Regions from separate parts of the Homo sapiens genome. Here regions 2 and 3 are each linked to region 1. The links are chromatin contacts, found by Hi-C in ENCODE. All regions are on one chromosome and are shown on one strand. The core of a region is the stretch at or near the end of the contact, and the rest is flanking DNA. Distances in the headings are between cores, read along the strand shown. Region 1 holds the start of PGBD5 (piggyBac transposable element derived 5). Region 2 holds the start of TRIM67 (tripartite motif containing 67). Region 3 holds the start of TAF5L (TATA-box binding protein associated factor 5 like).

The links. Hi-C counts contacts between places; a loop is a spot of excess contacts on that map. Pooled maps may share reads with other maps.
Region 2: a loop to region 1 is called in a map of naive thymus-derived CD4-positive, alpha-beta T cell, with 5 times the contacts of the local background. The contact joins the promoter of TRIM67 here to the promoter of PGBD5 in region 1. A Hi-C loop is called at or near these places in 1 of 168 maps with a recorded cell type or tissue (naive thymus-derived CD4-positive, alpha-beta T cell), 2 of 37 single-sample maps with no recorded cell type and 9 of 50 pooled maps.
Region 3: a pooled map shows a loop between it and region 1 (13-fold over the local background). The contact joins the promoter of TAF5L here to the promoter of PGBD5 in region 1. A Hi-C loop is called at or near these places in 8 of 50 pooled maps.

The regions. Positions count from the first base shown.
Region 1 is chr1:230,424,941-230,427,910 of GRCh38, forward strand. It overlaps PGBD5 (piggyBac transposable element derived 5), which reads right to left and starts at 1,392. Exons shown (of 7, transcript NM_001258311.2): 1 at 658-1,392. The coding sequence starts at 988. RefSeq lists a silencer at 1,339-1,658 and enhancers at 1,467-2,014, 2,015-2,561.
Region 2 is chr1:231,160,599-231,163,816 of GRCh38, forward strand. It overlaps TRIM67 (tripartite motif containing 67), which reads left to right and starts at 1,460. Exons shown (of 10, transcript NM_001004342.5): 1 at 1,460-3,218. The coding sequence starts at 2,372. RefSeq lists a silencer at 1,502-1,817 and an enhancer at 1,726-2,360.
Region 3 is chr1:229,624,777-229,627,604 of GRCh38, forward strand. TAF5L (TATA-box binding protein associated factor 5 like) reads right to left here and starts at 1,346. Exons shown (of 5, transcript NM_014409.4): 1 at 1,109-1,346. It overlaps URB2 (URB2 ribosome biogenesis homolog), which reads left to right and starts at 1,471. Exons shown (of 10, transcript NM_014777.4): 1 at 1,471-1,580. RefSeq lists enhancers at 255-304, 1,965-2,044 and silencers at 795-984, 1,075-1,774.

The DNA.
Region 1 (2,970 bases), core at 142-2,641:
GACACACCTGAAAGTACCTTCTGGCGGAAAAGCAAGCACCTTAACGCTGCCCAATCGGTCCCTTCCTTCACTCCTCCCCATTCTTAACAAGAGATCTGGAATGGCGCGGACAGGGAAAGTTTCTCAGATTAAGGAGAAAACTAAGCCAAGTCAAGACGCCGCGGGTGGCCTCTCTCTCAACTCTCACTGGGCCAACTCCTACCTGCCTCGCCCGCGTCACCTGCTGTAAGGCTTGCTCTTGGGCTGTCAGTGAAAAAACGACTCCCCCTGCCTCCACCAGCCACGCCGGGCTTTCAGAAAAGCCCCCTCAACTAGGAAAGCCTAACTTCAATCCACCCCTAAAAGTCCGACCCACAGGTGTGACAGACTTCCCATGCAGGGGCTGGGGTGCTCCCAGGAAGTGAAGGAAAAGGTCCCCGACGACATTGTCACTGGAAAAGTGCTGGCCACGGCCTCCGCCTTACCCTCTCCACCCACGGGTTCGGAGCCCCCAGGAGCAGTCAGACCGATCACCGCTCCTGCAGCCTCATTTGTTTCCGGAGAGACACCCACAAGCCAGCCCACGGAGAGTCTGGACTCGCCCGCCCCAGCACCCACGCCTCCCCCGCGCCCGGTTCCAGCGCCGCCCCCGACATCCACCCGCGGGCAGCCCCTTACCGCCGGTATCCTCGAAGCGCGGGGGCGGGCGGTCCCGCAGCGCTGCGCTCCAGCCCGCGCCGGCCTCGTCCTCCTCCGGCTCCTGTGCGTCCGGGGCGCGGGGCGGTGGCGGGGCGGCCCCTGGGGGTCCCGGGGGCTCGCGCTCGTCGTCCGAGGAGGCGGCCGAGGAGGAGCGCGAGGCGGCCGAGGTGCTGTAGAAGGGGTTCCCGCCGCTGTCCGGGCCGGACTCGCCGAACACGTCGTCCGAGATGTGCAGGCTCTCGTAGCGCGCGCGGGCAGCCTCGAGCAGCGCCGGCGCCCTCCTCCGCGCGCCCCCGCCGCCCTCGGCCATGGCCCCGGCCGCCGCCCGCGCGCCCGCCCCCACAGTGCCTCCCAGCCGCACACGCCGGGCCCTGGGCCCGCGCCGCGGCCCGCCGCCCCCCACCAGCGCAGCCCGCAGCACAGCGCCCGCCGCCCCGTGCCCGGCCGGCCCGCCGTCTTGGCCGCCTCGGGCCCAGCGCCCGGGGAAGCGCCCTCGGAGCTCGGGCGCCGCAGGCTGCGGGCCGCGGCGGGAGGCGAGCCGCGCGCGGGGCTGGCAGGGGCGACCCAGAGCGGGCGGGACGCAGAGGCTGCGGCCGAGACCAGGCGCCGCCGCCGCCACCGCCGCCACCACCGCCACCACCGCCGCCGCTGCGTCTCCTCGGCGCCCGCCGCCTCCCTGCCCGCCCTCTCCACGGCCTCCGGCGCTCGGCTGCCGACCTTCCCGGGCGCGAGCCGCCAGAGGCGGGCCCTGCCGCCCCTCACCTCCCGCCCGCCGGCCAATGGGGAGCCCGGCCCGGACAGCCGCGGGGGAGCTGGGCGGGCCCGGCGCGGGGAACGCCCCCACCCTCCTCCGCGGGGCGGGGCGGGGCGCGCGGCCGGGGCTGGCGGTTAGGGGGAGGGCCGCCGGCGGCAGTGCCGGTCTCCTCCTACAGGGACGCGCAGCCCGGGACCGCCACGCGCAGCGCGGGAGGGGGAGGGCGGGACCGGGGAACAGGAGGGGAGGGGGACCCGGGTGCTTCCAGCGGTCCGGGCCCGCGGACGGAGTGCGGGCCGATCCCGCTCACTGTCCCCTTCCGCAGTCCGCGTGCAGCTCCAGGGAGCTGTCCGCCCCGGTGGTTCTGAACCAGGCGCCGCCGAAACGCTCCAGGTAGGCGGCGGGCCCGAGGTCACCACACCCGCGGCGGCGGCTGCTGCCGAGGTTTCCTGGGGGTCACTGCCAGCTGCGCCGCATGCTCCCATAAATACAGGGGCTGTCCAGCTTCTGGGAATCTCGCTCTAATTAGGAGCCCGCCTCGCCGGTCCACTGTTGGTCGCTGGTCAGATGCTAACTCCGTCTCGCTTCAGTATCCCTGTAATTTAAGGGTGCCAGCACTGGAGTTAAGTAGCTAGTCATTCCTCATCATCGTTGACGTGTGGCATCTTTTGAACTCAAAATATCCATTACTTCCAAATACTAATTACTCTCACACCTCTATTTTAATATCTCCTTCACACACACACTTGAAACACTCATGTACTGAAATATTGCATGATCACCCAGGCTTCAGTGCTCTCATAAACAATAGCACAGAAAGGTTGCATCCGCCCCTCTTCCTTGGGCAGGAATGTGTGGTGGTCATCCTGTTGATGGCGATACGCGTAACGGAGACTGCCTTGTCTTCTTGCTCCCCTCCTCCTCCTTCGAATAATGCAATAAGTCACACTAATGGTAAATGGGCCATAAAGTCACTTTCACTCTGAAATAAAATAAATCCTCAGAGATGTGAAGGGCTTACAAATCCTACTGAGCATTAACTAAATTGTAGTTACATGAAACAGAAAGGCATGTTGCGATTTCTACGAATGCATAAAGGATGAAGGACCATTTTGCCGCCAAGTGGGGTCACTTCTAGTGTCGAGCAGGAACCTTCACTCATGCCCTCCCCTCCCCAGCCCCTGTGGTTCCTCCTTCCACATCAGGGGCTCTGCACAGGCATAGGTTCATGATCATCACTAACAGACAATATATAAAAAGGAAAAGATTCATGGAACTTTCCTTGCTATGTGGATTGGCTGAAAAATGAGGAAGTGCTTGCAAAGCATTTTTACTCTCTTGGAAGAATTATGCCACGGAAAATATCTGGTTTCCAACATACCTATATACTGTGCTAACCAGCTGAAAGTTGTTGAAGAGAGTACAGGTAATCTGACTTATCAAAAAGGGTGATAGTAAAGCATAGGTTGAAGATGCAAGAAGAAGAGTAAGACTCCATAGCTCAAGTTCAAATTCTGCAATTAGGAATTGTGTGAGGC
Region 2 (3,218 bases), core at 210-2,709, 740 kb after region 1:
AGGCTGAGGTAGGAGGATTGCTTGAGTCCAGGAGTTCGAGGCTGTAGTGAGCTATGATCACGCCACTGCACTCCAGCCTGGGCGACCCAGAGAGACTCCAACCGCCGCCCCCACAACAAAAACAGAAAGTAGGAAACGCCGTCTGTATTTGCAACTAGCTCGTTTAGTTCTCAGACATGAGTATTATGACAATATTCATTTGGCATTTCAGGATCCGAGCGAGGGAAAGCCTAAGCGAGCTGCTGAGTGGGGCCAGTGGTCCCGGGGCGTCCTGACTTCCAAGGCTCTGGGCCTTCGTGCTGCGGCCAGGAGCGCGTCGCCAAGCGCCTCCCCAAGGGTCCCCCTGCAGGGGTTCCTGTCCCCTAGGCACAGAGCCCCAAGCCCTGGGCGCAGGCTGCAGCTTCCCCCTGCCTGACCCCGCCAGCCTGCGCCTCCTCACCCGGGGACTAGCAGAAGCCTGGGCCCGCGCCTGGCGCTACGACTCCGGTCTTTAGTCTTTGTTTGGAGCACGGGAGAACCTGGGACGGAGGGAGGCATGACTTCAATATTCATATCGTTGTTAAATAAACGATTTCCTAATTTGTATCTGTTTCATGCCAGCGTGAAACTTCTGTAGGCAGAGCCGGCTGCGCTGCCAGCACTTTCTTCTGCTCGTCCCCACCCACCTCTGCCTCCCCCACCCAGCCTTCCCTCGGCAGCAGCGGGGAAGAACAGCCGAGCAGACCAAACAGCCGGGGCCGCGGGTGGGAGGCTGTTCCCGCAGCTCGTGGCTGGCGTTGGAGAATGTGGAGATTTTCCCATTCATAAAAGGAACGTCTCCGCTTGCCGCCTTCCCGTCCGCCGCACACCGCCACATCCGCAGCGGGGTAGGGCTGGGTCTGGGGGCGCTGGGTTCCCAGGGGTCTACCCGGGCGCGCTCTCGCCTTTCTCAGGAAACCCCATTTTGTGAGCGGCACCGCGTGTCCTCTCTCAGTCCGTGCACACAGTTGACCTGGAGCGCGGATGAGCACCCTTGGTTGAAAGGAAGAGACAAAATGGCTTGTGGTTCAATTCATAAATAAAACCTCACCCTTGGACTTCAGGCTGCCCGACATTTTGGGACTTGGATTTTTTTGCTTTATCGTAGTTTTAGGAAGCGACTGTCAGGCCATGTTGCCTATCCATTTCTAAACGACTGGCTTTTTAGGATCCCGTTTTCACCCTTCTATGGCGGTGGGTTGGGGGTGGGGTGTGGAACTGGAGTGGCCCAGGGAGACGATGGCAGGGGCGGGGCGGGGCAGGTCGTTGTACTGATTCAAGATACAATCTCCATCCAAATAATGGATTGTTATTAACAATGATCCTCCCTGCAAAACCCTTAAAATTGCCCCTTGATTCCCTAGCAGCAAGAGGCGAGCCCTTATTCGCTGAGCTGAAGCCTCCTCCCCCCTCCTCCCCATTACTCTCTGCTCTGGAAATTACAACTCCTCGGCGCGCCGCGCGGGGAGGCAGCGGCAGCGGCGGGAGGGAGGCGGGGAGGGGATTCCCGAGCCAGCCGGACGCTCGCCCTCCGCCCGCCGGCTGCAGCGTCGCGCGGCCCAAGGTCAGAGGCGCCGCAGGAGCAGCAGCTGGGAACCAGGGAAGCGGGTCAATCCCGGCCGCAGGGAGAAAGCCCCAGGGCGCAGTCAGCCGGCGTCCACAGCCGCCCAGGAGTAGGGTGAGCGGCTGTCTCCGGGCCGGTCGGGTCCCGCCGAGGTGGCCGCGGCCCCAGCGACCCGGCGGGTGGCGGCCCAGGGGTCGGCGAGCAGGCAGCTGGAGCCCCACCTTCGGCTCCCGGGCGCTGTCCGCCGCCTCGTGGTGCTGATCCCAGCCCCACGGCTGAGCGGCCTTCGCACCTGCCTGTCTCACCTCGCTATCACCCCGATAAGGAGTTGGGCCGGGGCAGAAGGGGGGCCTCGGGGTAGCCGCCCACCGGAGCCAGGGGCTGAAGCAGCGAGCGCACAGCAGCCCGGCCGCTGGTCCTGGGGTGGAGAGGAGGCGCGCGCTGCAGCCGGCGGCGGCGCTGGTGCTGATTCATCACCTAAAGCTCCTCGCAGGCCACCGCGAGGGCAGCCGACCGGCTCCGGAATCTGGCCGCAGGTTGAAGCCGCTGGTGCGGGACCCTCGGGCAGGAGGTGAGGACCCCCTCCCTTCTCTCGCCCCTCAATCATCTTAGGGCGGTGGCTACAGGACAGAGAGAGGGGCGTGCCCCTCGGCTGTGAAGTGGGCATGCCCGTGTGATGCCCCCGCCCGTCGTCTCACCGGGGCGCACCGCGCTGGTCCTCCTCCGCCAGTCTCCCGAGCTCCGGCCATTCATCCCCAGCGCAGAGCAGCGCTGGCAGCCGGCGCCGCGATGGAGGAAGAGCTGAAGTGTCCCGTGTGCGGCTCTCTGTTTCGGGAGCCTATCATCCTGCCCTGTTCCCACAATGTCTGCCTGCCTTGCGCTCGCACCATCGCGGTGCAGACCCCGGACGGTGAGCAGCACCTGCCCCAGCCGCTCCTGCTTTCCCGGGGATCGGGGCTGCAGGCGGGCGCCGCCGCCGCTGCCTCTCTGGAGCACGACGCTGCGGCTGGCCCGGCCTGCGGCGGTGCAGGCGGGAGTGCAGCTGGCGGCCTCGGCGGCGGTGCGGGAGGTGGCGGAGACCACGCGGACAAGCTCAGCTTGTACAGCGAGACAGACAGCGGCTACGGGTCCTACACCCCGAGCCTCAAGTCCCCCAACGGGGTTCGCGTGCTGCCCATGGTGCCCGCACCACCCGGCTCCTCGGCTGCGGCGGCTCGGGGTGCCGCCTGCTCCTCGCTGTCCTCGTCTTCGAGCTCCATCACGTGCCCGCAGTGCCACCGCAGCGCATCCCTGGACCACCGCGGCCTGCGCGGCTTCCAGCGCAACCGGCTGCTCGAGGCCATCGTGCAGCGGTACCAGCAGGGCCGCGGGGCCGTGCCGGGGACGTCTGCAGCCGCGGCGGTGGCCATCTGCCAGCTGTGCGACCGCACCCCGCCAGAGCCAGCAGCCACGCTCTGCGAGCAGTGCGACGTCCTCTACTGCTCTGCCTGCCAGCTCAAGTGCCATCCATCCCGGGGACCCTTCGCCAAGCATCGCCTGGTGCAGCCGCCGCCGCCGCCGCCGCCGCCCGCCGAGGCAGCCTCCGGGCCCACTGGCACCGCCCAGGGCGCCCCCAGCGGAGGCGGCGGCTGCAAGA
Region 3 (2,828 bases), core at 96-2,595, 800 kb before region 1:
CATTTAACCTATTAAGCACAAAACTCCCTTTCCTACTCCCCCTTCCAAGTAGAGCTGTGACCAGGAACTGGGGCACAGCCTCCGTGTCCTCCCCTACATCCCCAACTCAGGTGTTGGCACACTTGAATCGCCTGATATAAGACACGCTCCGCACTTAATGTTCCTCTCAGCACAGCTCCCAACTGCTTGTTAGCAGGAGTCACCATTCCGAGATTCCAATCTGCAAGGTCAGTTTAGGTACAGTAATTTAAGACAGACACTGCATGGGACTGGCACTTACCTTCTGATCCCAGAACCACAAAGACTGCGAGATCCGCATTACAACGACTTTCACAACTGATGGGAGAACTGCATGTAGCGTTCCTGCACTCCACTTCCGCTAAGTCTAAAATGACACCACTGTTTCTAACCATCCACTCACTTCGGACCAACGCCTTATCGAATACATTTTCAAAAGCCTGGCAGCTTCGCGAGCTGGAGGTGGTGAACCCGTCCCACACCATGGGCGCACCAACCTTACCTTGCTGTCATGAGGCAACGAGCCCCGAGAGACACCCTTGCAGGTAAGCACTCTCCTGCAGCAGCTAGTCTAACTCTGGCTCCCCCGTGTCACACGCGGAGATCGACTCCACACCCACCCACGCACGATCACCATGTGCAAAGTTGAATCCCGACTTCGCCGCAAAGACATTTCCTTTTCCCCTACATGCAAAGGAGCTGTGGAGCCGTGCTCCCTGCTTGGCTGTCGGGCACTGGGATACCTTCCCCGCGGGCGCCCGCCACCTCCTCCCCGAGCCCGGCATCCAACCCGCAGGACCCACCCCTGCGCAGGAACGCGACGCCAGTCCAGGTGTAGCCGCCGACTGCAGGCCACGCCGCCGGCCGCAGCCCGGGACTCGGGAGGCCGAGGGCGGAGGCGCGGCCGTCGCGCCCGCGCAGAGCCGCCCGCCGCCCCCCAGCCCCGCCTCCCGCGCCCCACCCCCACCGCCCGCCGGCGGGAGCCAAGGCGCGCCCCGCCGAGGCCCCACCGCCCCGGCCCCCGCCCGCCCGCGCGCGCGCGCGCCTCGCGACCCTCCCGGCCCTCCCCGCCCGTGCTCCCGGCACTCACTGAACATCCCAGGCGGCTCCGGCTCCCCCCGCCGCCGCCGCCTCCGGGATCGGGTTGCTTCCGCCTCCGTCGTCTCTGCCGCAGGGTCTCACTCCGACGGCCGGCTCAGCTGGGCCCCCGCGCCCCGCGCCCCGCCGCCCCCGCCGCCGCTCTGGGCGGCCGCTCCATGACTGACTGACACGGAGCGGGCCGCGGGCTGGGCCGCTCGGGCCTCCAACGCGCAACCGTCTCCGCCAATGGGCGAGGCGCCTCGGCGCTCGGCTGGCGACGCCTGGCGTGCGTGCAGCCCCTCCCCGCTGCGCCGCCGGCGTCCGGCGGAAGGAGCGCGGGTACCGGTCCCACGTGGTGGGGACGCGGGACCCGTACAGCGGCCTCCGCCGCACCGGGACAGCAGCCGCCGCCGCTGCCGCCGTCCTCCCCTGTCTACCCGGAGCTGTCTCGAGCTGAGCCCCCTACCGGGCCGGATCCCGAGGTGAGTCCCCCACCTGCGGTCAGCCCCTGCGGGCAGCCAGGTCCCGAGGTGAGTCCCCCCACCCGGGGCTGGTCCAGAGGAGATCCCCCTACCTAAGGCCGGGCCCAGATGGGGGGCCCCCCAACCCTGCCCAGTTCCGGTGCCGCCAGCAGACTCTGGGCTGGAGCGGCTTCGGCACGCTCCATTCGCGAAGGCGAACTCCCTCCTGGCTCCTAGCTGCTCTCCCCTGGTTCTTGTTGCTTGGTCTCTTTCTGCTGGGCAGGGAGTGCTGGCAGGGCTGTGCTGTCCGCCCTGGACTTCGCATTGCCCGGTAAGGGCGGTTGGAGGCCCGGAGAGCCGAACTCTGGCGGAGCCGGGGAGAGCATCTCGGTTGTCTTTGTAGCCAGTTCAGCAAACACCTGTTATGCACTTTGTAGCTGTCGCGATGGCGGTTCTATGGTATTGAACTTAGAAAGTCAGGCATCGTTGAATTCGTTTTGGACATTTTGACAAAATAGGAAAACTGACAGCACTTGACGTTCTTGTTCTCTGCAGTAGAGTGAAGGATAACTTAATTTCTAAAATGAAAACGTCTTAACGTTCCTTTTTACTATAACTTTTAGGAAACTCAAAGCCAAGTTTACCCAGTTTAATAGTAACTGTAGGTGTTTGGTATGTTTGCTACCCCCGAGATTTCATGGTTTTTTGTTTTCTATTTTTAGTCTTTTCCTTGTGCAAGTATCTCTTGTAGAGTCTTTTTTGAAGTGTATGTGCGTTGTAAATTTATACACGACTGAATAAAAGTGTTAGTGGAAGGTTACTGTTGCAGCTGAAATAACTGTATTCCTTTGGGGTTTTCTTTTTCACTTGGAGACATATTACTTTCTCCGGATATTGCTTATGTATCTTTTCCTCTTTCAATTTGAAACCATGTATGAATGACTCTTTCCACAAGTAATGTAATCACTGATTTTGGCCTTGTTGAATTCCTGAACACTCACCTTTGTGGAAGTGATGTTTGATCATAGCTGGAATACATATAGTCCATCTTCTGTGTGTGCAGTCCATCTTTTGCTTGCTTTTGTCTGAATTTCCCCCAGAAAATTCTGGAGTCAAGCATCTTGTATGTAGATTTACCCCGACAAATCTGTTGATTCATTAAAAACTTTTAAAAGAATACATATTAGGTAAACAAGATACAGTACTGCAATACTGTTGGTTTTCTGGTGCCTGCTCAGTCTGACATTGTTATAGTATTTTTTTTCCCAT